Linked DNA regions of Homo sapiens: region 2 is linked to region 1. A link is a loop called in an ENCODE intact Hi-C map of the cell type or tissue named here. Cell type or tissue: sigmoid colon. All regions are shown on one strand. Each heading gives the region's core, and the rest is flanking DNA. Links, peaks and the distances in the headings are about the cores only.

Region 1 (16,813 bases), core at 3,792-11,791:
TGGCTTCAATTGCTGCTATTGCCTTTGTCTTATTATAATTTTTAAGTATCTGTTATTCTCTCTTGCTGTTTTTAAGATCTTTTGTTTTGAGGTGATACAGTATTATTATTACATTACATATTATTGCTGTTGTTGTGTGAACATCTTGCCATTTAGTAGAATATATATATATGTTCCTATACATGTGAATTTATTGTTTTGATAAGCTTTAAAAAATTGTTAGCCAATATATCTTGATTTTTTTTCTTTGTTCATCCTAATCTCTACTTCTGGGACTAGTTTGATTCTAGGTCTTGTTATCTTATTCTTCTTTTTGTAGGAAGTCTTTTATTTTAGGTTCGGGGGTTCACGTGCATGTTTGTTACATGGGTAAATTGCACGTGGCTGAAGTTTGCTGTATGGATAATCCAGTCATCCAGGTAGTAATCATAGTACCTGATAGTTTTTCAACCCACACCTTCCTTCCACCCTCCCCCATCTAGGAGTGCCCAGTGTTTATTATGGCTACTTTATGTTCATGTTCACTCAGTGTTTAGCTTCCATGTGGTGTTTGGTATTCTCTTCCTTCATTAATTTGTTTAGGCTAATGGCCTCCAAATGCATCTGTGCTACTGCAAAGAACACTAGTTTATTCTTTTTTTATGACTGCATGGTATTCCATTATATGTATGTACTATGTTTTCTTTATACTGTCCACTGTTGGTAGGTATCTAGGTTGATGCCATGTCTTTACTATAGTGAATACTGTTGCAATAAACATGCATATGCATGTGTCTTTTTTGCAGAACAACTTATTTTCCTTTGGGTATATACCCAGTAATGGGACTGTTGGGTCAAATAGTAGTCCTGTTTTAAGTTCTTTGAGAAATATTTATGCTGCTTTTCATGATGCCTCAAATAATTTATATTCACACTAGCAGTGTCTAAGTGTTTCTTTTTCTCAGCAAATTGCCAACATCAGCTATTTTTTTACTTTTGAGTAATAGCCATTCTAACAGGTGTGAGATGGTATCTCATTGTGGTTTTGATTTGCATTTCTCTAATGATTACTGATGCTGAGCATTTTTTCATATATTTGTTGAGCACATATACATCTTCTTTTGAGAAGTGTCTGTTCACATCCCTTGCCTATTTTTAAATGGGGTTGTTTGTTTTTTGCTTGTTGAATTGTTTACCTTCCTTACAGATTCTGGATGTTAGGTCTTTGTCAGATGAATAGCTTGAAAATATTTTCTCTCATTCTGTAGGTTGTCTGTTTGCTCTGTTGATAGTTTCTTTTTCTGTATAGAAGCTCTTTAGTTTAATATAGTCCCACTTGTCAATTTTTGTTTTTGTTACACGTGCTTTTGAAGACTTAGTCATAAATTTTTTACAGAGGCCAATGTCCAGAATACTATTTCCTAGATTTTCTTCTAGGGATTTTATAGTTTTAGGTCTTACATTTAAGTCTTTAATCCATCTTGAGTTAATTTTTGTATATGGTGAAATGAAGGGGCCCAATTTCAATCTTCTGTATATGGCTAGCCGTTATTCCAGCACCATTTATTGAATAAGGAGTCCTTTCCCATTGCTTGCTTTTGTCAACTTTGTCAAATATCAGATGGTTGTAGAATGTGGCTCTATTTATGAGTTCTCTAACCTATTCTATTTGTCTAAGTGTCTGTTTTTGTACAATTACCATGCTCCTTTTGTTACTGTAGCCTTGTAGTATAGTTCAAATTCAGATAGTGTGATGCTTCTGGCTTTATTCTTTTTGCTTATAATTGCTTTGGCTATTTGGGCTCTTTTTCTGTTGTTCCACATGCATTTTAGAATAGTTTTTTTTCCTAATTCTGTGAAAAATGAGACTGGTAGTTTGATAGGAATAGTGTTGAATCTGTAAATTACTTTGGGCAGTATAGCCATTTTAACAATATTTATTCTTCCTATCCATGAGCATGGAATGTTTTTCCATTTGTTTCTATAGTCTCTAATTTCTGTCAGTGTTTTGAAACTCTTGTTGTAGAGATCTTTCACCTCCTTAGTTAGCTGTATTCCTAGGTATTTTATTCTTTTTGTGGCTATTGTAAATGGGATTGTGTTTTTGATTTGGCTCTCAACTTGTACATTATTGTTGTATACAAATGCTACCACTTTTTGTACATTGATTTTGTATCTTGAACCTTTACTGAAGTCATTTATCAGTTCTAGGAGCCTTTTGATGAAGGCTATAGGGTTTGGTAGGTATAGAATCATATCATCTGTGAGGAGAGATAGTTTGACTTCCTTTATTCCTATTTGGATGCCTTTTATTTCTTTCTCTTGCCTGGTTGCTGTAGCCAGGACTTCCAGTACTATGTTGAATAGGAGAGGTGAAAGTAGACATCCTTATCTTGTTCCAGTTTGCAAGGAGTGTGTTTCCTGCTTTTGCCTATTCACTATGCTGTTGAGTCTGATTTTGCCATAGATGAAATTTATTATTTTGACATATGTCCCTTTTATGTGATGCCTAATTTTTTGAGTATTTGTAATATGAAGCAGTGTTGGATTTTATCAAAAGTCTTTTCTGTGTCTATTGGGATGATCATGTGGTTTTTATTTTTGATTCTGTTTATGTGGTGAATCACACTTACTGATTTTGGTATGTTGAACCAACCTTGCATCCCAGGAATAAAGTCTACTTGATCATGGTGAATTAACTTTTTGATGTGCTTCTGGATTTTTGTTTGCTAGTATTTTGTTGATGATTTTTGAATCTATGTTTATCAAGGATATTGGCCTGATGTTGTCTTTTTTCATCATATTTTTGCCAGACTTTGTTATCAAAATGATGCTGATATTGTAGCATGAGATAGGGAGCAGTCCCTGCTCCTCAATATCTTGGATCGATTTAAGTAGGATTGGTACTAGTTCTTATCTATATGTCTGGTAGAATTTGGCTGTGATTCCAACTCATCCAGTACTTTTTCTTTTTTTGGTGGTAGGTATTTTGTTATTGATTTAACTTTGAAACTCATTTTTGGTCTATTCAGAATTTCAGTTTTTCTTTCTGGTTCAATGTTGAGAGGTTTTTTGTTTCCTGGAATTTATCCATTTATTCTAGGTTTTCTAGTTTGTGTGCATACAGATGTTCATAATAGTCTCTGAAGATTTTTTTGTATTTACATGAGGGCAGTTGTAGTATCACCTTTGTCATTTATGATGGTGCTTATTTGGATCTTCTTTTTTCTTTATTAATAATATAGCTAGCAGTTTACCAAACTTGTTGTTTCAAATAACTTTTAGTTTTGTTAAGCTTTTGTATGGATTTTCACCTCTCAATTGCATGCAATTCAGCTCTGATTTTGGTTATTGGTTTTATTCTGCTAGCTTCAGGGTTAGTTTGCCAGTGTTCTTCTAGTTCCTCCAGGTGTAATGTTAGGTTGTTAATTTGAGATGTTTCCAACTTTTTAATGTAGGCATTTAGTGCTATAAACTTTCCTCTTAACACCATTTTAGCTGTGTTTCAAAGATTCTGATATATTGTATCTCTATTTTCATTAGTTTCAATTTATTTTTATTTCTGCCTTGATTTTGTCCTTCATTTGAAAATCATTCAGAAGCAGGTTGTTTAACTCTCATGTAAGTGTATGGTTTTGAGAGGTCCTCTTGTTACTGATTTAGATTTTTATTGCACTGAAGTCTGAGAGTATAGTTGGCAGGATTTTGATTTTTTGTTGATTTGTTGAGACTTACTTTATGGCCAAGTATGTGGTCGATCTTAGAATATGTGCTATATGCACATGAGAAGAAAATATATTCTGTTGTTGGGTGGGTATTTTGTGGATGTCTATTAGGTCCAATTGGTTGAGTGTCAAGTTTAAGTCCAGAATTTCTTTGTTAGTTTTCTCCCTCAATGATCTGCCAAACTCTGTCAGTGGAGTGTTGAAGTCTCCTACTATTATTCTGTGGGTAAGTCTTTTCATACTTGTTTTATGAACCTCGGTACACCAAAGTTGGGTGCATATATATTTAGGATAGTTAAGTCTTCTTATTAAATTAAAACCTTTATCATTATGTAGTGTCTTTCTTTGTCATTTTGAACGATTGTTGGCTTAAATTCTGTTTTACCTGATGTAATAGCAACCCCTGCTCTTTTTTGTTTTCTGTTTGCCTGACAGATCTTTCTCCATCTTCTTACTTTGAGCCTATGGGTGTTGTTACATGTGAGACGGCTCTCTTGAAGATAACAGACAGACAGTTTGGTCTTCCTTCTATATCTAATTTGCCATTCTGTGCCTTTTAAGTGGGGTAATAAGCCCATTTACATCCAAGGACAATATTGATATGTAAAAATTTGATCCTGTTATTGCATTGTTAGCTAGTCATTTTATAGACTTGATTGTATAGTTGCCTCATAGTGTCAATGGGTTTTGTACTTAAGTATGTTTTTGTGCTGACAGGTAGTGTTCTTTTATTTCCATGTTTAGCACTCTCTTAAGGACCCCTTGTAGGGGAGGTCTAGTTGTAATGAATTCCCTTAGTGTTTTCTTGTCTGAAGAGGATTTTCTTTCTCTTTGGTTTATGAAGCTTAGTTTGGCAAGATATGAAATTCTTGGTTGGAATTTTTTTCTTTAAGGATGCTGAAAATAGGTCCTTAATCTCTCCATTTTATAGCACTACCTGAGACTGGGTCATTTATGAAGAAAAGAGGTTTACTTGACTCACAGTTCCACAAGCTGTACAGGAAGCACGGTTGGGAAGGCCTCAGGAAACATACAATTATGGCAGAAACATAAGGGAGAAGCAAGCACCTTCTAAAACAGATTTTGGGGGTGCTGCTGTAATAAAAACCTAAAAGTATGGTATTGACTTTGTCACTGTGTAAAAATTAGGGTTTTGAGGTACATGCTGCAAATACAAACTTTAAGGACAATTCTGTTTAGAGCTCAGAACTCAGAAAGAAAATAGGAGAGCTGAAGAGAACATTCCTATGTTCTTAAAGAATACATTAATAATCAGGAACAAAATGATGGTAGAAATATAGATTTTAAGGGCTATTCTTCTGACCTCTCATACAGAAATGAGAAACATGCCATTGGAAACTGTAGGAAGCCAATCCTTGTTATAAAGTAGCAAAGGACTGTGCTAAACTGTGATTTAGTGTTTTGTAGAAGAACTTGAATAGATGTATCTCCAAAGAAGGAATACAAATGGCCAAAAATCACATAAAAAGGTGATCAGCTGTCATTGACCAATGAAAAACAAAATCACTATGAAATACTACTTCACATCTATTAGGATGGCTATAATAAAAATAAAAATGAAAACAACAAATGTCAGTGATGATGTGGAGAAATTGGAACCATATACATTTCTATTGGGAATGTAAAATGTTTCAAATTAATGTGGAAAATATTTTGGTAGTTCCTAAAAAGGTAAGCCTAGAATTATTATTTGACCCAGCAATTCTATTCCTAGGTATATCCTCCGAAGAACTGAAAACAGGTACTCAAACACCTGCTTGTACACAAATTCATAGCAGCACTATTCATAGCAGATAAAAGGTAGTAACCAAATGTCCATCAACAGACAAATGGATAAGCAAAATGTGGTCTGTAAATATACACAATTGGAATATTAATCAGCTATAAAAGAAATGAAGTACTGATACATACAACAGTGTAGATGCATCTCAAAAACATATGCTAAGTGAAAGCAGCCAGACACTAAATATCACATACGGTATGAGTCCATATATGTGAAATATCCAGGTTAGTTAAATCCATAAAAACATAAAACATATTGGTGGTTGCCAGGGGTGGAGGGGAGTGGAGAATGAGGAGTGACTGCTTAATGAGTACAGGATTTTCTTTCAGTTTGATAAAAATTTGGAACTAGATAGATGTGGTTGCAGGACATTGGGAATATACAAAATGTCACTGAATTGTATACTATAGCCTGCTTAATTTTACGTGACATAAACCTCACCTCAATAAAAAAGTATATGTGTAAATTTCTCCAATTCTAGGTGTATTTTAGCAAGTAAACTTGTCAGAGTACCCAGTCAATAGTACACTGGAATTGGAAGTGGTAATTTGTTTTTTTTTTTTTAATTGTGGAATCTCTCAGTATGATTTAATGTACTAATGTGCCTTGACAACTTCCAAATAAGAGATAGAACATGCAGAATTTTGGCGGGGGAGAAGGTATTAGGCATATAATTTTAAAGAGAGCCTCATGGGTACTGGTAGTAGTGGCAGCAGCAGCAGTAGTAGCAGTATCAGCACCAGCAGTAGTGAGGATGGTGGCAGTAGTAGCTGTAGCAGTAGCAGTAATAGAGATAGCTGAAATTGTTGTTGTAATGGCTAACATTGAGTGTTTATTTCATATTTCATTCTAGGTACTTTATAACTATTAACTCTCATAATACTCATACTAATGCTACGAGGTGATATATATTTATATTACTATTATTTATATACTATAATTTATATTATTATCTCAATTTTCAGATTAGGAAACTAAGTCCCAGCTATTAATTTATGTAGATATGGGTTTGGTCTAGCACGTGGATCTGTCCGCCAACAAATATTCATAAGTCAAAGTTCCCTTAGGGTGAATGTTCCCAGCTAGTCAGAAGCTCTGGGCAGGCACAAGCATTGATAAAAAGGTGGTCTGAGAGAAAAGCAGCTAAGAAACCTCCAGAGCATTTCTATTACAATTCTTTTGGAGAATTATGAGTGCAGGTAGTAGATTTCTGATTCCTGCATTCTCTTGTGAGCACTCACTTCCCTCCTGTTGATGAAGTTTTTGTTCCAAAGCTCTGCTGCTTTTTTGTTTCTCATTGCCCCAGCTCAATCCAACTGAGTCCTCCTACCCCTTAATTATAGTGATATATATATCACTATAATATATATATATATATAACCTCTAGTGTGTCTATGATCTATACATGAGCCTTGAGTTCACACTGCTTTGGAGGATGATGTATGTTTCCATGTTTCTGTAAGGACGCATGCCACAGTGTTAATTCAGTATGGGCATTGGTGCCAGGAAGGGAGGTGGACTTGGGATTGCAGAATTTTCCTCCTGAGCCTACCCGGAACCCCCTCCTCAGCCTCCTCTCTATGGACTCCCATCACCCTCAGCTCCATCCATCACAGCTGCAGCTCAGCCTGGTGATGTATTACACTAACATATCATTAGTGCAACGGCAGAGCAAGGAGCTTTGATGATGTATTGGGGCCATACATCATCAGAATGAGTCACTCTGATGATGTATAACTCAAAAGATGGTACTATCCAGGGAAATGTGGACATACCATAAATCAGGGACAATGTTAAAGAAGAAAACTCAGGACAGCCTCGGAAGGAAAATAAAGGTTCAGGGGTCTCCCGCAGTAGGGATTGAGAGGCAAAACTAGTACATTCTTAACGGCTCAGATTGAAGCTTTCTGTTAGCTGTGGCATTCTTAATGACTAAACCAGATCACCAGCATCCCGGGTGACACTTGGATTTCCTTTCCATCTGGAATGTAGTTTGGCTTCTGCCTTCCTGCAAAGCCCCTTGTTTTGACAGAGATACGGAGTCCATCAGATCAAAAGAAAAATGCTCCAGGTCTGCGCTCCATCCGGGTCTTCTTGGATTGCCATCCATTGCAGGGATTGTGGAAGGCTTTTTAGTCTATGATGGTTTAAGCTTACCTTCTCTCTGAAGTGTTCAGCTTTCAGTCATTTATTACTGAAGTTCCATAGACTCATGCAAGAGTGTGAGTTTGACATTAGGTTGAAAATATAAAGCTATAAAGCCAGGGGAGGCCTTGCTGGGCTGCAGGAGTTATAAACAGTTGAGGATTTCTATTTGTCAGTGGGATAGATCTGGACAAAACTTTCTTTGCTTTTCTCTCTTCAAATTAGCCACAAAAAGGAGAGAAGATTCTATAATATTAAACTTAAGGCACAGAAAACAACCCCAACTAGATGTTCATGGGGCCAATTTACCTGATTGGCCTAGAAATATTGGCACTTAGGTCTGGAGTCTGCTGAAACCTACAACATCCTGTCCTCTACCTTTCCACTTGACTCTATCCATAGGGAGATACGTTATGAAAATTGTCAGCCTCCCTCCAATCACCTCAGTTTGGGGGTGTGTGTGGCATTTTCATAATTAAGAGCATAAAACTCTTTGTAACTTTTAAAAGTGATAAAGAAAGTCTTAAGGAAAGGGAGTTGAGAGCCACAGGCAGAAGGGGGAGGTAAGACCACACACAGGCACATGGGGGAAAAAATTAACGTTTGTGTTTAATGCTTTATTCAATGCTGAACTGTCAACTTGAGATCTGAGGCCATAACATACTGGTTCTATCCCTCCACCCATCCAAAATAAAATAAAAATCAAAGCCTAGGTGCTTTGCGACTGCAGAATATCAGAACTCAGCCCTTGGCATATGGGATCCATTATAGGCAAGAACTCTTCCTCCAGGGGTTCCTTCCTCTAGTCCCCACCCACACTCCAGCAGCAAGCAAAGGCTCTTCCAGCCAACCCTGGTCATGTTGCTGTGACTCATTGCCTTTGTTTTATTACAAGCTCCACAGTGGACTCTGTCCTGAAGGGCAGCACAATTGGAGAGCTCTCCTAGGGGGTGCAGGAGAAGGGTTTTGGCCACCATAAAACACAACGTTGCCACTCCCCTCCCTGTGGAAAGGATGGGGGCGGTGGGGGGGCCTCCACCACCTGAACAGCAGTTAAGAGAACAAAATGCTTTCTTTTTTTATTGTTCTCAAATAGCTGTGCCTTCAAAGGCCTTTAAAAGTTGAAACAAAACAGATCTTGCCTCTGCTCTTTATTTATTCTTTGGCGGGGGGAAGGGGAGAAGAATGAAGTTGCTGATAAAGCCAGTACATTTCTTGGGAGTTGTTTATAAAGGAGTTGGCACCGAAAGGGGTCCCATAATGCCTTAGGGACAGTCTTGCCTTAGGGACAGTCTCTCTATGGAAAGGGGGTGGCAGTCACCTGCATCCATCTGCAAGGACTCCCTCTGTCTGCGCAGTGAAGAGTCATGAGGCACAGGCATTGGGCACTCATGATGCCTGGCCTAATGGGAAAGCCAGGGCAATAGCTATTACCAATACCAAGGGATGGGTGGAGGGAACTGTTGAGATCTACATGACAACACAACTCAATGATCAACATTAGCACAAGAAAGAACATAAGAAATTTACCAGAACTATAGTTTGAGCTACTAGGCCAGTCAGCTTCATTCAAGAGTGGTTTGGGCCAAGCTATGTGGCAGTACAACCATTGAGCGACCCTGCAGATTTGGCCCACTGGGCTTGCAGCCCCCATCAGAGCTGTGTGTCCACTCATCAAACCTGCTAGATACTGTGAATGTCAACAGTAAGAGGCATGGCAGAAGCAGTAGCAACAGGTCCCACAATTATTACACACTGTTTATCAGCACTGTGTTAACTACTTGGCTTACATTATATCTCATTCAACCTTAATAATACCTTGAAGGGGTAGTTTTATGCACCCCATTTGCATTAGTCTGTTCTCACACTACTTTAGAAATACCGGAGACTAGGTAATTAATAAAGAAAAGAGCTTTAGTTGGCTCACGGTCCCACAGGCTGTACAGGAAGCATGGCTGGGGAGGCCTCAGGAAACCTACAGTTATGGCAAAGGTGAAGGGGAAGCAGACATATCTTCACATGGCCAGAGCAAAAAGAAGAGAGAGAGAGGGGAGGTGCTACATAATTTTAAACAACCAGATCTCACAAGCACTCACTCACAATCATAAGAGCAGCACGGAAGGGGAAATCCACCCCCATGATCCAGTCGCCTCCCACCAGGCCCCACCACCAACATTGGGGATTACAATTTGACATAAGGTTTGGGCTGGGACACAGACCCAAACCGTATCACCACTTTTAGATGAGAAAACCAAGGCTAGTATCACTGCATATCTGTTCTGCAGTTATGGCTAGTAAGTGCCAGAGGAAGATTTCAATCCAATTTCCTTTGACTCCCAAGATTTCAATTGCCAACATGGTGTGGCCTGCAATGTGGGTCACACCTGCAGTGCTGCCCAACAAGGCCTTGAACCTCTCCATTGCCCCAGCCCCTTCTCAAGCTGCCTGCCTTAGGGGATGGCTCAGACTTCCATTCTAGAAACCATGTCCAACTTCTTTAAAACTTGAAACAACCATTATTCTATTTCAAACTTCCTATTATTTTGTGCATGAATTAAAGAGCAGAGGAATAGTCTTAAATGCCAGAGGCCACTTGCCGAAAGGCGCAAAGTCAAGGAAGAAAACAGCTAAGTGGGTGTGTATGTGGGGGAGCTGCTCTTATTCTTGAGTTTCTCCTATCAGCTCTGGAGCTGGTCTCAAAACTGTGACCTGGTTTTTTGACAATATGTCCACACCTTCTCTACCTTCAGACAGAGAATGTGCCCAGAGTCCAAAGGGCAGCAGAAACATGCAGAGATAAAGCAACTTAACTTTTCCTAAATTACTTGAATCTCCAGAATAAATAATGATAATAATAACAATAAAAACACCCCTGCTATGTTATTTTGTGACCCCTCCCACTTCAACATAATAATAATGCATAGTTTTACAAGATGGAGGTGCAAGAACTAATAAAATATATGGTTTAATTAACTAAACTTATGCTGTAGTCCACATTAGAAGGCCATGATTTAGCACGTACTCTCATCCTCAGGACAGAATAATGCAAACAGCATAATTAAAAGTTGATGAGAAGTATATTTATTGGGCACACAGCAAGAAGAGACATCTAGATTTATGATACATAAAGTAAACCTTTAGTTTACAATATAATTAATATTTTTAAAACCACAGTGTGCATATAATGCAGCCAAAGAGTCCTCTTCCATGGAAGGATAATTTCTTTGGTGCTGATCTTGGCCCCATTTAATAGTAAATTATGTTCCTGAACATATACAAATGTAACATGATCTATTATGATCTAGAGATGATGCTCATTGAGATGTCTACAGCTATGATAGATCATGGTTGTATGTCTCTGAAGACATGGAGGATGGCTGAAGGGCCAATTATTTATCTGTGGCATGAATTCCATGGCTATTAGTCACACACGCAGTGATGCAAAATGTGGGTATGCTACTACATTTTAATCAATCCCTGCTCAAGAAAACCCTTCGTTAGCACAGACCTGAGGATATCAGGAATTTGCAGTGGAAGAGGTGAGCTTTATAAAAGCAAGGGGGTTGGGTTAGAAGGACAGGCTCAGAGTCCCAGAAAGCACCCAACATCCACATTGGTTTTGAGGACTCCCAGCATTTATGAGCTTGGGCTACAGGTTCAATGTCAAGTAATCCTCTAACAATCCTGTGTGGTAGGTACTAATTTTTATCATGCTTATTGCACAGATGAGGAGACTGAGGCTCTGCGAAATGACCATGCCAGTAAGGGCAGAGCCAGGATTCCTAGCCAGAAATGTACAAGCCAGGATTCCCAGCCAGATCCTACAGACTCATTCTGTTCCACCCAAGGCTTCCATGAAGGACCTTGGAGAGAGGTGAGCTTTATTTCTCTGCAAGCCAGTCCACACTTCTTCTTAGGGTCTGGGAGCTCAGGGTCCTCCTCTTGCGTAGATTCTATGTTTCTCCTCTCACACACATCCCTACATTGCCTCTCTGAGGAACAAATTGCTGTTGCTCATACTGTGCATTGCACAGTTTTCAGGAGACTCGGTCTGGATCCTCATCTCAAGGACATTCCAAATAGGAATGCTGCTATGTAATAGACTCATTTTTCCTTGAAAAAAAAAAGTCCTGGTATATAACTAAATAAGTTAATTATCTTCCCTCTCTTCCTTCTCTTCTTCTTTCCTTCCTTCCTTCACTTCTGTTTTTTAAACCTGGCGATTGGTTTAAAATTTAGACTTGTATTTTCTTTTTAGTGAAACAGAGATACTACATACTTGAAAAAAATAAGATGGCGTTGTATATATTCTTTAGTGCTCATCCTGTCTAAATTTCCCAGGCTGACTAGTCTACCTCACTCCATGGGCTATGAGGAATGTGGGCAAGGTGTTTATTAGCATGGAATTCTCCCACTTATCTGTCTGCTGTGCTTGTTCTATCATCTGGATCGCTGCTATGGGAGTCACTGAAGGAATTTAAGAAGAAATACCTGGCTAAAGTATTTACCCAATATACATGTGTCACAGGTCATGGAACAGTTACGAGCATCTTATGAGAATGGCAAATAATTTGACGGCACATGGAGGAACCCTTTGGAGCCAAGAGTGCCTGAACTTTGTGCTTGAGATCCCATTGCTTCTGCCACAACCTAGTCTGAGCCCTATCACCCAGTATTATAACCACAGGCAGGAGGAGTCCAGTCCAACATGGGCCACACTTTCCACTCCAGCCATAGTCCAGACTCCAAGTGTAAACCAGCATGGCTTCCTTAGCCGCATTGGCTTGAGGAAGGCCCCATTGGCTTGAGGCTTAAGAGAATTCATTGGAACCTGAGTGACAGCCAGTCCTAGAAGGGGGCATTGTGTCCTGGTCATGAGTTTTGAAACTGTGTCACTGGTGGTCTGGATGGGATATCACCCAGCTTTCAAATTAGGATGTTTACCAGGTTTCAACGAAACTAAGTGAAATATTTATCTAAAATCCTAACGCTGGAAAAACTCTCAGGCAGGGGCATGCAAAGGAAAAATACAAAATAAATTAAGTACTAAATAGATAAAGAAAATTATATGAGTTCTTCTTCATTATCTGGTTCATTACACTGTTTAGTGCTTATTAAAATCACTGTTAAATGATTTAATTTTGTTTGGGGAAAGAAGTGAATGAAAAAAAGAATAAGAGATTAAGGAAATAAGCTGCTGAGTTTTCCATTTTGGAACCGGTTGTAGAGCTAGGCTACGATGAGAAAATTAATTTGTAGGTCTCTCTGGGGGAACAGTCAACACCAGGCACCACAACACAAGCAATTTGCCTTATTTTTTGCTTAATTGGCATGGCCTTCTCTGGGGAGAGCTCAGGCTAAGCCAAGTAAGAGGATAAATCACCTTTAGTGTGGCCCCTTCTGGGTCACGGATAATTTTTCTGACAGCCATGTCAGATCAGGATGCTAATGTGTCAGCTAACTCCTCTGTATGCCAGCATTGAGAGTGTAATTTCCTTCCTATTAGTGTACATACTCACACAAACAGTCTCCCAGGGTGGTTTAATGATGGTCCCAAGTACAGTTTTGGAGAAGAAGGGTTCTGAGGAAACTTAAGATGTATTAGGCCAGAAAAGATAGCAGTCTTTGCTTCCAGAACCACATTTATGCCTCCTTCAAGAGAGCTTCTTTCATCCTTTCAGGAACTTAGTATCTTCTAGTTTCCCCAGATGCCCCAAGATACATGCTTATGTGTCATCTGGTAGGTTTGTAGTGGTGGCAGTCACCCTGAAGTTGTCTTAAGTTTTCATGGCAATTAACATCAGACCACACTGCCTTTACCAAGTAAAATATTGGGAACTTAACATGCCTTTAGGACACCATGGCTGAATCCATGTGAACGACACTAAAGGGGGAGATGTTGAGTTTTAAGATAAACTCAGAAAGGTACCAGGAAAGGGGAGAATATGTGTGCTTTTCAAAACCCAGCATGTAGACCACAACAGACCGAAGTGATTCTAACTGTAGTTTGCATGTCCTGGGGATGGCGCAAGACACTAGGAGGTCCGAGTTTGGTCTCAGGAAGACTTTCCTCAGATGTGAATCTTCTTGGGCCTTTACATCCAGTCCTGAGATCACCAGATGCCAATCTGCAATCCTGGTTAAGGAGGTAAAGATTTCCTTGTCCTCCTGGCCTCAACTGCAATCACTTTTTTGTCCTATGTGACAGTTATACCAAACTATTTGACATTCCCTGGATGTTTCATGCATGAAGGTTTCTGCTCCCTGAGGCAGAAAGAAATCCTCCTTCCCTGTGCATATGGTTGTTTATCATGGCACTCATCCCAATGATTGAGCTCCTGGAGGTCAGGGACCATTGTCATGTGCATTATTAAATGGATGTTATAGATTTGTAGAGTCTAGCACATAGTAGGTCCTTGATAAATGCTGAGTGGATGAACTATAACGCGATAGAATCTTCCCTGCAAGGAAAGTAGAGGAGATAGGAGATTATATGACTACTTCCAAGGCAAGATAGACAGTGCCAAGTCCCTTAAGAGAGGTATGCGTCTTTATGGCGGTTTAATTGGGGAATAAACTGAGAAGAGTTGGGTTACCTTGAGGGCCCGTCTGGGCTCTGAGCATTCATTATTCTGAGAAGCAGAGATGCACTCTATTGGGGCATGGTGAGGGTTAGAGCAGTGCTGAGTGCAAGTTGTAAGCCCTGCATGAAAGCTCAGGGATGAAATCCTGGGGTGTACAGCATCTTCTCTTTGAATTCTAGAAGGCAGGTTTTACCTTTCTGCCCAAGCCTGCCTCTTCAATAATATTAGTCTCACTACAATATCAAGCCCTTTCCACCCAGTCCTCAATCTATGCCCAATGGGAAGACCATCAGGAACCTAGCAAATGGACAAAGGGCCTCCCATCCAACAACTGTGAGTACAGAGGCTGAAAAATGATGACTCCAAAGGGAGGAAAAAGCAAGCCCTTTGCTGCCTCTGATGATTGAGGAAAACAGGCCAGGCAGGCTGGGGGCCTGAAAAGTTCTTGGCAATGAGGACTCAACATTTTCCCTCAAGAGAGCATCTAATAGTTCACTGACCATCCCTATTAGAAGAAGGAAACTTGCTATGTTCTCTGCTACAGACACACTGTACAGCCACTCACATCTTTTCTGTTGCCAAGAGATTTTCACCACTGCTCAGTGTGTGCAGCATCATGAATCTGAAAGAAAACAAGCGAGAGGACTGGCACTGATCACCAGAGGCAGAGGAAGGGCTGTGCTGAGGCGCCGGGGCAGGGCCGACCTGGGCAGGTGCCAGGGATGAGCCAAACTAAATCTTTCCTTTATCCTGATGCTTCCCCTCCCAGGAGCCTTTGGTCTGCATTACTAAATCCTCTGTAAACTGCTGTGAGGGCAAAAAGCAAGCCTCTGCCTTTCATAATGGATCTGGGCATAAATGAGGATTGTTCCTAGGTAACTCACCCTGCCCTACTTTCTCCCACCTGCTTTCTAACAAAGTCAACCAAAAGCAAACAGAGCTGGGCTTTCAAAGCCCAAGATTTAAAACAGAAAAATCCTCCCTTTCACAGTGCCTATACTTACAAATATGTATTCTGTATTTATACAGCATATTAAAACCTAAAACCTACAGTAATGCAACATTAAAGTCAAGAAATGCAAAAGTGAAGGGTTTATGATGTTGTTAGCTTGCCCACATTGTGCATTCTGCATAATGAACCTCACCTTGAAATTCAAGCCATATACCATGTGGCTGAGTTCACCCCACCAGGCAAACCTTAAACCTTTTGCATTTTGTGAATTTCATTACCTCAAATTGCAATATTAATAACTGAAATGTGCAGCTGAGAAAATGCTAATTTTCTGCTTTTCCTTTCATTTTATTTTTTCATCTACTTTCCCCTCTAATTAAAAAAGTGGGGAAGGTAAAGAAATAGGGAGAGAGGGATGGGGGAAAGCCAATGGGGAGGAAGTCCACCACACATAGTCACAATGTCAGACAACTTTATGAAAGGGGAAACTGAGGTCAAGAGGGAGATTCAATTTGCCCAGGGTTACTCAGCTTAGGAGTGGCCTTGCAATAAGCTTCCCACTGTAAACTCAGGGCTCTTCAGCTTCATTTTCTTACTAATTCTTTTCTGAGGCCCCAAATCCAAATGGGGAAATGGATCCAACAGCAAATAAAGAAAAGGCAAAAGCCAAATTTTCTTTGAGCTTCTCCAACTACTTTTCTTTCATTCCACTGTCTGGTTTATCAACATCACTCTGATCTTGAAGAGGGCAGAATGACTTTGAAGTACTGGCATTCAAAGAAGGTTCATGTCACAGACCACAAAAGAAACGCATTCTCTCTTTGGTTGCATCATTCCCAAGCAGAAGAATAATTTAACTCACAAAATAGCCTGCATGGACAGAGCCCTTAGGGCTCCACATTATAATCAATAATATTCCCTTCAGCCAGTGAGCTGGCACCTTTACAGGGATGGCTGGTCCCCACTTCTTGTGGAGAAACAGATACAGGGTTCTGAGATGGAAAGCCTGGTTGACAGCCCTGGCTTCCCCTTGAGCAGCCTGCTGTCTGGGTCGTCTGGAAAAGAGAAAGGGTCAGTGTGACCTCCAGTCAGACTTTCCAATGAATCTAGACCAGGGCTGCCCTGACACTTGGCAGGCTCATAGAATCAACAACAAAAAAATCATATAGATGAATTTTTATTCCAAGAAATTTGATCATAAAACATATATTTGTCTGTTTCTTGATTAGAATGCATCTGAAGGCAATGCCAACTTGGCCCCAATGAAGGGATGAGGAACGAGATGAATAAAAATGGAAATGCAGGCTCCCACCCCAGAAGGAGATACTCCTAAATGTCAAGCATCAACTTCTAGAACTTCCCCCACCCAAGGGCACTGAGAGTTTCCTTCTAAGGGGAAACTTCGCTTCAAGACTTCACTATCCCTCACACCTTATACACCCGGGAGTCATTTCTGTTTTGTTATCCTGTTTGGAATCCAAATGCATTATTCTAGAATGTGCTGGAGGTCCCTCTGCCTGGGTCCTTGCAGAGGTGTTTTTGAGGAAGGGTGGCAACTCCAGGGCAGTGATCCAGCTCCTACCTCCATCACTGGGGGAATAAGAACCAAATGCTTCAAGTAGGA
Region 2 (16,813 bases), core at 3,745-11,744, 240 kb before region 1:
TGAAACTTCCAACTTCGTCTTTCTTTTATAAGGCTATAAGATTGCTTTGGCTATTTTGGGTCTGTTGCAGTTTTAGAGTCAATTTTTCCATTTTTACAAAAAAATGGACTTTGTGATTTTGATAGGTATTACATAAAATCTGGAAATTAAGGTAGTATTCCATCTTAATAAATCAAGTCTTCTAATCCAGGAACATGGGATGTCTGTCCATTTATTTAGGTCTTCTTTAATTTCTTTCAGTAATATTTTGTAGTTTGCAGTATACCAGTCTTGTTCCTCCTTCAATATATTTATTTCTAAGTATTTTATTCATTATTTTTCTGAGACAGAATCTCACTCTGTCACCCAGGCTGGGGTGCAGTGGCATGATCTCAGATTACTGCAACATCTGCCGCCCGGGTTCAAGTAATTCTCTGGCCTCAGCCTCCCGAGGATCTGGGATTACAGGTGCCCGCCACCATGCCTAGCTAATTTTTTTATTTTTAGTAGAGACTAGGATTCACCACGTTGGCCAGCCTGGTCCCAACTCCTGACCTCACTCCTGACCTCAAATGATCCTCCCACCTTGGCCTACCAAAGTTCTGGGATTACAGGTGTGCACCATGCTTGGCTGACCTCCCATTTTCTACCACATCGAGTTTAAAATCCCTTGCTTGGTTTTTAAAGCCCTGAGTTCCCCACGCCTCCAAGAAAACAAAGAAGATTAAAAATTCAAAGGAAAGTTGAGAATGGAGCTGACTGTTCCTCTACTTGGCAAAGGCCTCATGTCTCTGATATGAGGCCAAAATGTTTATCAGTGCTTCCTGTGCACCAAGCATGTTTCTAAGTGCTTCATGGGTAGGTCATAGAGCCCCACAGCCTTCTATTATTACATTTTACAGATCATGAAACGGAGGCACAAAAATGTTAAATAACTTTCCAAGGTCACACAGCTTCTGAGAGGTGAAGTCAGCATTAAACCCCTCAGCCCAGCTCTGGATCCCTGGATCCCATAACCTCTCCAGAAACATATCCTACTTTAAGTATCCTTTTTCTGCTTCTGTGCCTAAGGGCATATCTTAACTCTGAGCATAAATTTCCTTTAGGGTCTGGCAGGCTATGGATAACATTCCTAAATTCTTTTGCAGTTGGAATTTTGTATCACAATGGGTGTTTTTGTAAGTATTTCAATGAGGATTGTGAATCCAGCCCCGCTAGTAACTATCATCTTAATTCAGAAGTCCTCATGGAATTATGTGAATATAAATTTGGTTTTAATGACCACTGTTATTTTACAGACGAGAAAAATCAAAGTCCAGAATGACTAGGCAACCTCCAAGACATAGAACTAGTTAGCAAACCTGGGATGGGAACTTGAGCTCACCCTTACTTGGTTTGTTCCCTACTATGCCTTGCCAGCTAAACTCTCTAAGAAGCTGCTGAGGTGCAATTGCATCTTTCCTTACCTCTTTCCAAAGTGCATCCTCAAAAGCCACAGGCAAACTTTGATTTGAGTTTTTTAGCCTGCTTGATTTCTACTTACATAGGAAAATGGAATGCACACCCTTACCTGAGAATTTCTCAAATTAGGCTGGTGACAAATACCTTTTAAAGCTCCTTTATTTGACATCCTATTAATTTTTTTTAAACTCCCATTCTTTTGTTCCTGACAGATCTGTTATGTTTCAGATGTGACACAAATGTACACTTAGAGGGAAACTTCTTTAATAAGTGATATTTGCCTCAGACTACTGAGGTTATTTTAGAAAACAAAAGCCAAAGTACACTTACCAGGACATTCACCTTTTCATAAATTTATCCGGCATATTTAATTGATCGAGATTTCTGAGTTAGACAGTTATCAACGCATGTGGTAAATCGTTAAGCGTGTGGCATTAATGAAAGGTTTTGCCGTTGTCGTGGGGAGGAAGCTTCCTGGCACATGGATGACAGGGCCTCAGAGACAATGCTGCTTGGGTTAGTAGCTGGGGCAGGCTGCATTTTATTACACGTGTCCAGAATCTCATAGTAGTCACGTAGACTTTAGGAGGGGGAGGCAATATTTGTATCCCTACTAAAACCAATTATGGCAAACACTAATTATTCAGATTTGAGCCCTTTACTAAAAAATCCCCTGAACTGGGTTTTTTAAGTCAGGCTGTCGTAGCAGAGCCAAGCAAGAGAGAAAATAACGGAATAATTGGAGGCTGCTGTCTTTTCACTCCCCACATGAAATTATTTGAAGAGACAGGCCAGAACTTTAAACAGGAGATACCAAGAAAAGTTGTAATTTGGATGTCGGCTGTCATGACTTTAGGGTGTTTGCTTAAAGGACTTTTCCCTCACTTTCTCTCCTTCCCCAGACGTACTTCAATGACAATATCCTCACCCTGATACGGACCCTGGTGACCGGAGGAGCCACGCCGGAGCTGGAGGCTCTGATTGCTGAGGAAAACGCCCTTAGAGGTGGCTACAGCACCCCGCAGACACTGGCCAATAGGGACCGCTGCCGCGTGGCCCAGTTAGCTCTGCTCGATGGGCCATTTGCGGACTTAGGGGTGAGTCCACAGCACCGAGGTCACCTGAGCTTGCTGTTTGGGAAAAGCTTGATCCTGAAGAACGTGGTATCAGATGTGACAAGCTAGGCATCTGGCTTTTCTCCTTCCTATTGTAGATAACTGTAAGAGGTGATATTTATTTATAGTTTACTCTGGATCAGACACTTTGCTCTATGCATAGTCATTCATTTTAATCTTCATAGCAACCCTTTGATATAAGTTCTAGTATCACACCTTCTAAGTCAACTGAGGCCCAGAGAGAATGAGCACTAGACCTATTGGGAATTTGCACCAAGGCATCCTGGCTTCAGAGCCAGTGGGCTTTCTCCCTCCTTGGTGTTCTCTTCACGTATCCTCTGCACAAGGTGAGAAGCAGCAGGTGATGCCAGCATGCAGCCAAGGTTGGGAAATATTTCCACAGGCTCTTAGCGTAGCTTAGGGATACTCAACCCAACTATACATTAATAGCACATGGAGGTGGCCAGCCTCAGCCTGCAGGTTTCTTAGTTTTTATATGTGAATAGGACCCAGGCACTGGTGGTTTTCAAAGCACCAGGGTAGTCAGTAGTCAGATGTATCCAGAACCACCGGCCAAACAAACCGAATCTTATGTGGATCCTTTAATGCCTGTAAATCAAAACCTAGACCTTGTAATTTCTGAGAGTGGACCCAGTCACGTTCCCTCATGTCCTCCCTGTGACGGAAGTGGCCAGCGTCTCCCTTCTGATTCCATGTATCTGCCTAGTGTAGGCACTGTGACAGAAGTGTGCTGTCTTTGCCCTTATTCCCAGCCCAACCCCACAGATGCATTTAAGAGATGCAGCCATAAGTCACAGAAACTGATAAACCTGTTACACAAACAATGGTGTCGCCCAGAAAGACTAAATAGTGGAAAAGGAGCCAAGGAAAGGGTCTGTCTCTGTTTTTTCTGAAACAGTGCTGCATACTTTCCCCATATTTTAGTTTGATCATGGACTGGGACCTATGTTAGACTAGGCTTTTTTTGAAAGGGAATTTTCATAGCTAGTGGCTCTTTATACCTATCATTTACTTATTGATGCACTTGATTAGGATAAAGACTTTAGATAATGGTAAGATTTGGTCCCATCAGTGTTCTTTGGTATGAGACCAATATGAGAATTCCAATGATTGGAAGGACAAAGACAGTCATTTTATACCCAGTGAAGCCATCCCGCAGTGCCCAGTGCCCTTCATATAATACAGGTAACATCTACCTGAAGCCACCTGGCCGCTGAAGCCAGCATTTCCAAGTGGATGCATTTGCTTTCACTTTCTGCATCAGGCCCCAGACCCCGGGAAGGTGGCTGTGAACTGATCAGAACTGCGAATCCTAGTTATTCAGCCTGCAGACCCCTGGCTCCTAGGGAAACACATTCTCTTGCACCCTTGCCATCTCTGAGGTCTGTAAATTGTGCTTTTCACAGGGTCCTTACCTCCTGAAAGAGTCTGTCACCATAGGACCTGGTGGGGTCCTCCTCCTTGCGGTGGTTTTCATTATCACTCAGACAGTTTTGACAACACGAGCCTATCACAGCGGTTACAGCTGAGCTGGGACTGAACATAATCACCATTTTGCAGAGAAGGGTTCATCTCCTCAGCTGAGCATACATCTGAGACCATCAAGCTTTACACTTTGACTTAAAGTGAGGGAGAAGCATAATCTCCTTAGAGCTTTCAAACCCCACTGCGACAGGTGGAAAACTGGAGAGACACCAGAGGAAAACCCCATTGTTACCTGATCCCTAAAAATCACACATATTGGGTGTAGTCTGTTAAACATGTTGACTTCTTCCACTGCCGTCCCTTGGCACATGGACCCTCCAACTTGGGAGACACCAAAACAAGCTTTGATGAAAAGACCCGTTTCCCTGCTGTCCCTTGATTTTCAGGCAAATAAAAAGGATGTTTCTCTCTGTTCTTTTGCTGTCTCCCAGGATGGTGGTTGTTATGGTGATCTGTTCTGCAAAGCTCTGAAAACATATAATATGCTTTGTTTTGGAATTTACCGGCTGAGAGATGCTCACCTCAGCACCCCCAGTCAGTGCACAAAGAGGTGAGTATTGGTTTCAACTCTGCCCTCCCACCTAATCACAGAAATATTAATATCCTTTCCTGTCCCCTACTGTAAAGGCAAAGGTCTGTATACATCTCCTCAACATGCAAATTACTCTGCCCATATTAAATCCAACACTGAGTTTGGAGGTGATGGGAAGCATTTTTCTATAATTACTAATAGTAGATGTAAAGACATTTTGGTAAGAATTCAAGTTTTGTATTAATAGAATAATTCCATCACCTAATTACAAAAGTCTGAATACACAAACATCTCTCCCAAACTCTAGCTACTAGGATAACATCTGTTGGTACCTAATATAGAGATATTTTACATTGCTAGTGTTTAAGATAAGTTTTTTTGTTTTTTTGTTTTTTGTTTGTTTGTTTTTTGAGATGGAGTGTTGCTCTGTTGCCCAGGCTGGAGTGCAGTGGCACAATCTTGGCTCACTGCAACCTCTGCCTCCTGGGTTCCAGTGATTCTCTTGCCTTAGCCTCCTGAGTAGCTGGGATTATAGGCACACACCACCACACCCAGCCAATTTTTGTGTTTTTAGTAGAGAGAAGGCTTGTTGGCCAGGCTGGTCTCGAACTCCTGACCTCAAGTGATCCACCCACCTCGGCCTCCCAAAGTGCTGGGCTTACAGGTGTGAGCCACCACACCCCGCCCTAAGATAAGTGGTTCTTCTGCCATATCTCAGAATCCCATATTTTTACTTCACATATTTTAAATTGACTCGCTTTTTAACTTTTATATATTTATTTTTGAGACAATTATATATTATCACCTTAAGCAGAGAAATAACAGTTTAGATGTGCCAATTATATTTTTCTCATATGCATTAAAATAAATTCATAGCAGGCAAAAATTAAAAGTACATCCTAGAATTACCAAGATCAGTGAGTTTGCATAATATACCCTAGGCAACAGTGCTGCAGAGACAAGCGTTTCTCATCCCTGCTTGCATAGTAGAATCACCTGGGGAGCTTTTAAAAAATATTCTGATTACTCTAACTTAACTGGTCTGGAAGGAAGAAAACATCATATATATATTTTAAATTATGTAAACATTTTATATATAATAACCAGGGATTATAGTGTATAGCCAGAATTGAGAACAATTGCTATAGACCAGTGGGTTCTCAAAATTTAGCCATCATGAGACTCACCTGCAGAGCTTGTTCAACCACAGATTGCTGGACCCCATCCTCAGCACTTCCAATTCAGTAGGTCTGGGTGGGATTGCTTAAGAACTTGCATTTCCTAGTTCCTAGGTGATGCTGACCTGTGTGGCCTAAGGACCACACTTGGTGACCACTGCTCTAAGTGAAACAGCGTGATTTTCTTAGTCACATCTGCTGTTGACCAAAGAAAGCTCCAACTAATTGTGAAGAACAACAAAGTAGTGCTGATAAGTAGGCAGGTTTCTTAGATTCTTCCATGTGGTGAATTCCAAATTCCAAATTCTCTCACCAAAGTAGATTTTAAAAGGTAAAGAGCGAGAATAGTCTAAGGAGACACTCTGTCATGGTAAACAAAGATCTTGTGATGTATATCTGGGATTGTCCGAAAATTATGAAATGAAAGTTGCATCACACTTCATGAAACCTCTTGCGGTTGGGCTACTTGAAAGTGACTTTGACCTTGTATAGAAAGGTACATGTAGACCACGAGAAGCGAAGTTTGGTTCTTCCATTACTGGCTCTAATTCCACATCTCTGCCTGGGCTCCTGGCTGGCCTCCTTTATTGAGTTAAACAGAGGAAGTTTCCATTTAACAAGAAAAAGAATGTTTAAGGCCTCAGACCAGCTAGGAGTGCATCTTCCAGATCCTCTGAAAGTCCTGAGTAACCAGGCCATTGCTTTTGGTTCAGAGAGAGTTGAATTCTTTACTCAGTTACTCTCAGGAGGTGACATCTCTGCTTTCCCTGTCCAGGTATGTCATCACCAACCCGCCCTATGAGTTTGAGCTCGTGCCGACGGACCTGATCTTCTGCTTAATGCAGTTTGACCACAATGCCGGCCAGTCCCGGGCCAGCCTGTCCCATTCCTCCCACTCGTCGCAGTCCTCCAGCAAGAAGAGCTCCTCTGTTCACTCCATCCCATCCACAGCAAACCGACAGAACCGGCCCAAGTCCAGGGAGTCCCGGGACAAACAGAAGTACGTGCAGGAAGAGCGGCTTTGATATGTGTATCCACCGCCACTGTGTGAAACTGTATCTGCCACTCATTTCCCCAGTTGGTGTTTCCAACAAAGTAACTTTCCCTGTTTTCCCCTGTAGTCCCCCCCTTTTTTTTTACACATATTTGCATATGTATGATAGTGTGCATGTGGTTGTCATTTTTATTTCACCACCATAAAACCCTTGAGCACAACAGCAAATAAGCAGACGGACCAAAAGTTATTTATGATTCTGGGGGAAAAATAACCCAAAGGCATGCTCCAGACATAAATAGCTCACTGCAGGAACGAGTTCACAGATTAGAAGGGAGCACTTGTGATCAACGTCAGTTAGGCAGAGCAAGTTTATTTAATGTAAAAGAAAAGTTGATTCTGATTTATCAGGATTATCAGGGTGCTTTGGGTTTTGATTTTGTTGTTGTTGTTGTTTTCCTTTCTTTCTTTTTTTATACACACAATAAGTTAGCACATGTTTATTTGAAACAAGCAACCAAACAGCAATGAAAACATATTGATTGTTTCCAGTCTCTGGGCCGAAGTATTGCGAAGCATTTGAAAAGCTTTCACGATTTGTGTAGATGATTATGAAGGACCTGCTTGTTGCAAGAGAACATCAGTGATTTTTTTAGTTACTCACCAAGGCCTTTTGTCCCAGAGCCAGTTCCCTCTGGGAGTTCTTATGAACATTTCTCACCTTAATATGGAGGAGAGAATAGTATTCCAATCATGGATGTATCAAATTCTAGTCATTTAGTTTAAGTGAAAAGAGGTTTGATTGCATATTAAATTGTTATTCTGTCTCCTTATGTTGCCATATGAATAGCTATTTTTTTTCTTTCACTTTTGACATTTGGGATGAAAAGCCATATGTATCATAAATATCAGATGTAAGTCATTAAAAACTGCCTTCCTGGGACTTTTACATCTTTTAAAAGGTGAATTACTTACCTTATGTACAGAATAAATAATGCTCAGGAAAGAGCAAGTATTTTTCCATGCATTCTCAGGGGATCTTTTTACTCCCCTTTGTTTGATTAGTTAGGGCCCCAATGCCAGGTAGGAGGAAGGGCTGGGGCAATGGTAGAGTGAGAGGAAGACAAACCCAGCTGCAGATCATGCTTTTCTAGGAGCCGACATGCTAAATAAATTAGAATGTAGGAGGATCAGCCACAGTTGACTCAACAAAGACAAAAGCCAGCCACCACCTTCAACTGTTGGCACAGCTGTGCGGTGCTGGCTGTCCCAATGCAGAAAGCTGGTGGGAAGGAATTCCTCATCATCACTTTCTTTAATGTAGCCAATTTAGGCAGGGTAATGACGGCAATAGAGAGCTGCTCCTTGTCATTATGAGACGTGGGATAAGAAGAGTGCAACAGTGAGCCAAACACATTTTGGTATAGTTATTTTTTTCTTCTTTTGTTTTCTTTCTTTTTTAACACTTAGTAAGCATGAGAGGAGAGGTAGAAAAATACCCTTTTTTCAACATATAGTTGTCAGATGCTTTGTGCATGCAAATCATGCTTTAGGCAGTGCGGTATTTCTTAAAAACTGGCCAATTCACCATAACCAATTTCCCTTATGGATGGACTAGGCTGGTATATACATATTTGAAAAGTTTTACTTCAAAGAATTCCATCGAATAGAATAGGGGTAAAAGGGAGGAGGAAAACATGTCACAGCTGTACCATCTCTAAAAAGGTGTTTTTATGGTGAATGTTTTGGATTTAGATTTTGGATCCCCCGTCCCCTCAAGCATGATAGTTTTGGATATTTGCTTGCTGTGTGAATTGACAAGCACTTTTACTGACAAATGGTGAGGCTCAGTCAGAACCTCCACCCTCCCCCACACCAAAGACAGGGGCAGCGTAGTATTCAAACCAGTATTGTGGTGGGGAATAATTGTATACATGTAAATTATCAAGCCCTATGAGTGGAAGAATTTTTTCAAATTATTTTTGTCCCTCTATATATTGATTTATATTATGTATAACTATCTCTTTATATAAACTATATATAATTATATATATATAACTATATAATTATATATATATAACTATATATATAACTATATATATGTATCCCCTAGTATTGGATCATGAAGAGCTCTTCATGCATTCTTTGCAAAGGAGGTTATAAAGTTACGCCCTCAGAACATTTATAACTATAAGAATGTGCCAGTTAAAGTGCTCAACAGGAAATATGACAGTTTAAAAGCATTGTAAAACTCACATAGCTTACTTCTCTCTCTAAAGTGCAACAAGGATGAATAGAATGGGCCAAGGTATGACAATTAATGGTTCTGCATGACCTAGCCACTGCTGGGGGTTTTCTTCTATAACGTTGTCCTTGTGAAAACTTTTGTGAAATTAAAAAAAAAGGAGTTACAAATTTTATTCTGTTATTGGTTTGTTTATTTTTATTTATATTGTTCTGTTTGTGGTTTTATTTATTTTGTTTTGCTTTTCCCCCCCTCCCCTTTCCCTCTCCTTTTCCCTTCCTTCTTCTCTTCCTTCCTTCTTCCACTTTCTAAATTGCTCAGCGCAATGAGGCTGTGCTGCTGCTATCGCTAGATTCCTTAGAGTTTGTTTTGGTGTTCTTGGGTGTGGGGTTGGGTAATTTGGGGGGAACTTCTCTCCATCTGGCTTGCCTTTTAATCTGCACGTGGCCTCCCTGCCCACCCTGGTACCTTGCTCCAAGTCCGAAAGCATTTTCCTATCAAGAAACCCAGCTTCCTTCACTTCCCCCATTGCCACCCCCCAATCCCAGTCCCCCCATCGGTCTGTTCACATCTCTGTGTTCATCTTGGCAAGACCTACTCAATCAAGTGATGATGCCAGTTGATAAACTTCCCTGGAAAACATTTACAGCTATTCCATTTGGCAAACTTGCTTCTCTGTCAATATTTCATCCTCCTTTAAACCAGGAGGGTTATTAATGGCAAAAGCATTGGTCTTCTTTATGCTTGATCAGTATGACTCAAATTAAAAGTGTTCTGCTGTGTATATCAACTCAGTAGCCCACACCCAGTTATCTGGGAGCTGATGGTTCAGTCACTGTATTACCCAAATCTTTCCTGCCAGCTGCCTTTCAGACATTTGTTAAATCCCAACCAGAGACCGGGCAGATAGAGAGAAGTAAATCCGAAGTGCGTTTTATATACAGTCTGTTAGCAACTCCAATGAGATGATATTGTGATGGGAATGGAATGGGAACAGACTATGATAAGAGATGGAATTTTGAGGTTTTCCTGGACTTTGGGCACACAGTCATGCCCCAGTGGTAGATAATTGAGAATTCACCATATTTGACTAATGATAAATTTGATGATGGAGAAGGATCATTACTACTTCAATTTTATTTGCCAAAATTACTATATTATACTTTCCTTAATAGAGTGAAGAGTCCCCTCCATTGTTTTCTATTTGACTCCAAACTTCCCCTTCCTCTTTCAGTAGAACATCTGCTTACTTAGGAAGTAGGCATACAAGTTTCTTATTATTATATCTCTTCCTGTTCACTGCCTCCCGCAAAAAAAAAAAAAAAAAAAACAAGGAAGTAAGGGTAGAAAGTGAGAGTTCTTTGAAAATAAAGTATATACATTTAAAAAGTTAGGAACTCTGTTATCTGCACCATTCTAGAAGAGAAGAAATTTGTAAGCCATTTAGTCCAACTTGCTTTGGGCTTTGAAAGGGGTGAACAATAAGTAGGCTGGTAAACCAGAAGGCACGGTGAAGCCTTCTCAGTCTCAACACTTGGGTGATCGTGGCATCATCAGTGTCCCTAAAGTCTGCTACCCAGGTTCTTCCCAAAGCCAGTTCAAATGGATGGAGAAAGCTGGACTCTTATACACACAGTTAAACTTCTGCCACAATTGGGAGAGGTTTCAAATTCTGTTCTGAATATTAAAGATTATGACCCAGAACCTTACCATCGGTGCTCAATAAATATTTGATATAAATTGACTTTACACATTTTTATACCTTTAACCATTTTCTATATTACCCTTGTCCTCTTGGTTTGATTTTTTTAAAAAAATATGAGTGCCTCTACATGCCTTATGATGCTGCTGTGTTGGTGGCACTTTCTCAAGCTGGTCACATGGCTTCTGAGAAAGGGGAATAGCCCTGTAAGCTCAATGAGTAGAGACACTGAGTATGCCTCTTGGCAGCATCATCAAGATCCCAGATGACCAGAAAAAGCTTTTGTCTGGCTCTTCTGCAGCATGGGAAAAGCCTAAAGGTGTCTGCATCCCAATAGAGACAATTAAATCAACCTGCCAGGTTCCTATAGCAACAGGCTCCTTGAAGGAGAAAGAGGAGAGTACAGAAACTCCAGGGCCTGTGGAAGTCAAGACAGGGTAAAAATCAATTTCTCAATCAGCTTCTTTCAGCCCATCCCTGCTTTGTCACAATATGATAAAGAAGTAGCTGTGGGCACCTGTCACTACACTGGCTGACTGTCTCCCATGCAAGATTGCATGCCCATTGCAACCATTGGAGGTGAGAGGGATTATCCGAAAGGGATTAGTGAAGAATCTGTCCTCAGGGTGTTGGCTGGACCAAGGGCCACAGAGGAGGGCTGGGAGAGCAGTTTGCTCAAAGAATGGCAGCATCAGACTTTCAGTTAAAAGAGACAGAGTCATGGTAGCCAATTGCAAAGAAGTGAGAAGGTTTTTCATAAACGGTAATTGCTTTTGTTCTGGTACAAATAATTTGTATCTCTATGAAATAAGCATACTTTGCTCACAGAGAGGAGAGGAGGTAGTATGTGTGGGTGGGGACGGAGGAGGCATCAGGGTTTGCTGGGCAGAGGAAGTGTGCCAGGCTGCCTATCACAAGCGCGGGACAGGAAACCACACAGCATTACCCTTGAAGGTCGAAGCTCCTTGTTAGCCCTTACTGTTCTCCACGGTTGTCTCTCTCCAAACAGCATCTTTTCTTTTTGAGCCTTTTCTCTCTCAACCTCAGCTTGTGGTGTAGTGAGAAGAGGGCCAATTATTCCAAATGCTTTTGCTGTATCATTGTCTCCCCTTTTCTGCGATCTTCTCAAGGGAGTACTGTGAAAAGGCTAAATCCCATGGCACTGACAACCCACAGAGCCAACAGAGAAGCTCAATTATCACAGTGCAGCCTGTTTCTTCCTCTGCTGGTGGCAGCTCAGTCAGCCCAGCTCTGGGGCCCTTCCCTGCAAGAGCCCATTCCTCCAGGGTGACCTGCAGCCCTGTGGCTGGAGGAGGTTTTGACCCTTATTTTAAACCCTGTGATCTCAGTGATGAAACTAGAAATGCAAGAAACAGATGGCTCTCAGATGGGATAGGATGCCTGGTGAGTCAAAGCCAGTATTTCAGAGGCACAGAGTCACCCTGGGAGGGGAAAAACCCTAAGCTCCCCAGAAATAACACCAGGTTACCTCTTCCTCTCCTTTACCTTCCAAATGAAGATGACCAACCAAATCCCCCTCTGTCACCTCTGCTGCCACAATCCATGTTCTTCAGGATACACCCCGATATACACACCCCTGTTCTCTACCCCCAGAATCTCTGCTGAAGGGCATCATTTGTCATCACATTCAAGAGGTACGACCCATGCTTACATCATCCTTTAGTACTGATAGTACTCAGGCTAGTACTAAACTTACTCTAAAAGCTAACGCTTCAGCAATTGCCTTGGGCCAGGCATTCTCATGAGCACTCTTTAGTTACCTATACAAACTCAATCCTCACAACAGCTTCAGATGGAGATGCTGTGTCTCCATTTGAAAGACACAGAATCTGAGAGACACTAGAGTCTGTGAAGTTAGCCACTGTGATATAATGCCCGCTGATATTATTCCAAATACTCATAACCTTAACAACTCACATTTACTTACCATGTATCTGGACCTGTGTAAGTGCTTCAAGGGTACTGGCTTCATTTATCTAAACAACACTATTAGGAAGTTTGTATCATCAGCCCTATTTTACAGAAAAGGAATGAAGCTAAGATAAATTTGCTAATAACTTGTTCAGAGCCATGCAACTAGTACGTGAGCTAGATCTGCTTAACTTTCACCTCCTGCCCTGCGCTGTCTCCTTAGCCCGCATCTCCTTGCTTCTTCATGGTGGACAGCTCATAGCATAGCTGGTCTTGATAGGTGACATCTGCCAATGGCAGTGGCAATTGCTCTACCAGCATCTCTCTGCAGTTGTTTTCCAGAGTTTTATCTTGTCCCACTAGCCCCCTCCCAGCCACAGACTGAAATGACTCTTCTTTCCTAACTCCACGAACTCCTGACATGTCACACATTGTACTCAGAGCACTGACAACAGGCATCTCATCCTTAAGAAGCTTATTAAGAAATAAGGCTATTTTTCTCTGGCAGCGAGGAAGCCCTCCCACCCCGATCAATTGCCCTTCTCATCTTAGAGATGAAAATAAAGCCCCTGGAAATCTTTCTGGTATGTGAGATGAAACAGGGAGTGGAGATAAAGTCAGGGATTTGGATTTATCCTTGTCATGGCAGCATTCATTAGAGCTGCTTCCCTGAGTCCTCTTCCTCGTGGTCAATTTTGTAGCCACCCATTGGCATTGTTTCTTCTTCAGAAGGCAAGATTCAATACATCAAATTATCATTGTCCTACTTGCAGCACTCTCCATGGATGCTGAATGGCTGGCGATCATTGAAATGTGTGTTCCTTGGAAGCATGTTGGGAGAATCTGTTCGTAAAATACCTTTGCACCAGACATTTTAGTAAAACGCCCAGAGCATTCATACAGTTCCGTTTCCTGAACATCCTACATAACCAAGTCTCCAAAAACACACACATTTATATCTTAGGAGGCACCCAAATTAAACAGCTGTTTCTCAGGCATAAGGAAGACCTCAACTCCTCACCACAATGTGTGTTAACACAACTCACTCCTTGTGTTGAGGCAGCATGGCCAAAACATGGGCTACTCTGCTTAGATTTTTTTTTTTAATGGCAAGAAATGTAAAAGGAAAGAGAGAAGTTTAAATGAGGAAATAATGCTCTCTTTCTTACAGACAGCAGAAGGAAATTGATATTCTCTCTGCCGCGAAAGGTCAAAATGCCAACTTTGAATTGAACTGTAAAGACTAAATTCCGAACAATTATTCTCTTCAGCAGTTGTAAAAATTTCAGCAAATTGCAGCTGTCTTAGGTCTTTCACCCAAAAGACCTACTCATTTCCATCAGCTGAGTTCACTCTTCCAACCTGGCATGTCCAACCTAGCACTAAATCCCTTTGCAAAGTCAGTCTGCATAACAGCATGGCCAAAACCGAGGGCAGCTCAGGCAACCTGAGCACAAACACCAGGCTCAACCTCTCTGAAAATCATCTTTACACATAAACCCCTGGAAAAAGTCGTAGTGTGAAATTGTTTCAGCGGCCTGGCAAAGCTTTTAAAACATGATAACCATCACACTTTACTCCTCTCTGAAAGGTTAGTTTAATCGTAGATCACAAAAAATTGGTTTCCACAAATGCATAATGGTTCATCTATGTCACACTTGAACTAAATGGTTTTTTAAATGGAGCTGAAATTATTTTGATGTGTACACAGTCCCGGATTTCTATACAACCTTTTTTAACCAGCCCATCAGGAACCTTGCCTCTAAAGCCTCATTAATAATTCAGATGTGCTGATGACTTTAAAAGATCTATGGAATTGAAGCTTAGGGAAAAAAAAAAAACTCTGCTTGACAAAAAGATAAATGAATGTAGAAAGAAGCTGTAGGAGTCTGGCAAGCTGTAGATCATCTCAGAACAGATTGTAACTTTATCATTCTGTCAGGGGGAATAATTTAAAGCACTTAATCAGTTAGCTTCACTGTGAGGATGTAGCATTATGAATTCCTATCGTCCAATCTGTTCAAATCAAAGTGAACTTAATTATAATAGGTGAGTGAGCCAGAGCAGGAGAGGGGGTGGGGAGAACGAGGCAAGAGGCAGCAAGTTTCCTGTGGGGTAAACTGAGCTGCCGCATTAAACTGGGGCGAGGCTTTGACTCAGGCATATCCCAGCTCCAGTGACAGCCCTCCTCGACATTGACAGCTCAGGGCACTTGAAACAGCAGAAGTAGGAACTGAGGAGAAACAAGCAGAGTGGTCATGAACTGATCATAGATAATTTATAAATCATTAGCCAAACATGCACATACCCCACCCCCAACGCCCCCTATCAAACCAGGTGAGCAGTTTTCACTAATGTGTCCATTCAGGACCACTGACAAGGCAGTTACAAATTGTTCTGGTAAGCAGAAAAAGCAGCTACAGAGGCCATTGTCTCTATAGCAGTGGACGTGCTTGATAGCTTTTACCCTTTTTCTTTTTCTTTTCTTTCCCTAAGCCACTAAAGTGAGGCATATGATTCCCAAGTTAGAATGTCCTATTTGCCCAGTCCTTTCCTATCTATACACATGGCCAATTTCCCAGAAAATTTCAATCCTAGAAAGAGGTGGGGATGAGGGTTGAGTCTTGTAAAATAGCTTTGCACTGCTAAGAGGATGCTAGACCATTTTCATTCTCACCCCAGCCCCCAAACGCCCTGACTCAGCATTCTCTCTCAGCCATTTCTGTATTTAGGGTGGAAATGAAATGCCAAGACTTCATTGAGCTCCCTTGTCGACAGCTTGGGTTATTATAGTCAGTTAAGATATTGCCACTTGGAACTCTATTCATAACTTTATACCAACACAGAGTTTTCTTTCTTGAAATAAAAGCCACCTCAAAATCCTCTTTAAAACATTGGTCGCTATTCTGATTTTCATAGATTTTTGGCCAGCAAAATCTATGGGTTTAGTTTAGACCCCCCAAAGTGGCTACAAATGAAACAGGAGAGTGGTATAGTTGAGACATGGCTTTAAGTGTGTGTATTATAAGCAAAGCCAAGAAAAGGCTGGGAGGTGGTGATTCTGTGTAAGATTCTGGATCACTCGCTCTGCAGCAAGGGTGATGGTGCCCTTCCGTTCCACTCAAATCAATGGATGCACACATCTCTCCTCAGGCACAATGTCTGTACCCAATGGCTGATATATGCAACATCCCCTCCCCACCAAACCTTTTCTGGCCATGAAATTAACTCCAAGGGACATTGCCAGAGTCCATTCTCCAATCCCTCCTTAGCCTCTGAGGTCCGCCCATGGTGCCTATGAGTCCCAGTGGCACATTTTGTTCATCACTTGCTACAGGAAGCAGAGGTATATTTCAGGTTCTGGGGTCCTCCCTACACTGCACTGTCTCTCTTAGCAATTACTCACTGTCGGCTTCTATCGATTACCTTTTTGCGTTTTTCAATGAACTTTCCAAAGGCTTTACCCTAGGACTAATTAAACTTCTCATTTCTCCTTCTTGTTCTCTATCCATTTTGCCCTTTAGCAGAAAAGAAATGGTTTACAGATGAACCGGATAATGCCTATCCCAGAAACATTCAAATCAAGCCCATGAGTACCCACATGGCTAACCAGATCAACCAATATAAATCCACAAGCAGCTTGATTCCACCAATCAGAGAAGTTGAAGATGAATGTTGACTCCCAGGAGACCAGAACTATTTTTTTAAAGCCTGACAAACTTCATAAATGGTGATGTGACTTTTCTTCTTACATGCTGAATCACTGGTGGAAACGTTAGGATAAGCAAGAATTGCCAGAAAATAAAGTAGACAGATCTTTCTCTTTGTCTGCCTTGAATATTGCTTCCATGTATTTTGGAAAAGAAAATGATTTCATTTATAAATGAACATACTAAAATAGTCATGTATAGCCTCTAGCATTTTAAATTATTTTTATTTATTAGAAAGAAAATATATTTTTTCTTTTCATTGTCAAATATCTTCCCTATATCTAAACAATGCAAAATCTAAATGAATAAGTGGTCAGACTCCTTAATGTGTTTTTCTCTTCTTTCTCTCTTTTTCTTTGAGGAGAATGATGGTCACCACCACAATTAATTGTAATTAAGGGAAATGAATTATTAAAACAATTTTAAAATGGCCAATGATGTATACATGTATTTTAGTAA

The links. Hi-C counts contacts between places; a loop is a spot of excess contacts. Peaks named below come from ENCODE experiments on the same cell type or tissue, not always from the same donor. Only the 100,000 strongest peaks of a DNase experiment are listed, where the experiment ranks them.
Region 2: a loop joins it to region 1, with 2.8 times the contacts of the local background. A loop is called at or near these places in 4 of 110 quality-filtered maps.

The regions. Positions count from the first base shown.
Region 1 is chr10:76,641,737-76,658,549 of GRCh38, reverse strand. No RefSeq gene overlaps it. Among named protein-coding and RNA genes, the nearest start is that of KCNMA1-AS1, 240 kb to the left of the region's middle. In sigmoid colon, for the core only: no CTCF peak of the experiment used is centred there; DNase peaks (open chromatin) are centred at 8,599 and 8,999.
Region 2 is chr10:76,877,249-76,894,061 of GRCh38, reverse strand. It overlaps KCNMA1 (potassium calcium-activated channel subfamily M alpha 1), which reads left to right. Exons shown (of 28, transcript NM_001161352.2): 26 at 2,343-2,537; 27 at 4,493-4,611; 28 at 6,547-9,180. The coding sequence ends at 6,796. It overlaps KCNMA1-AS1 (KCNMA1 antisense RNA 1), which reads right to left and starts at 6,018. Exons shown (of 4, transcript NR_120655.1): 1 at 5,781-6,018. In sigmoid colon, for the core only: no CTCF peak of the experiment used is centred there; a DNase peak (open chromatin) is centred at 8,011.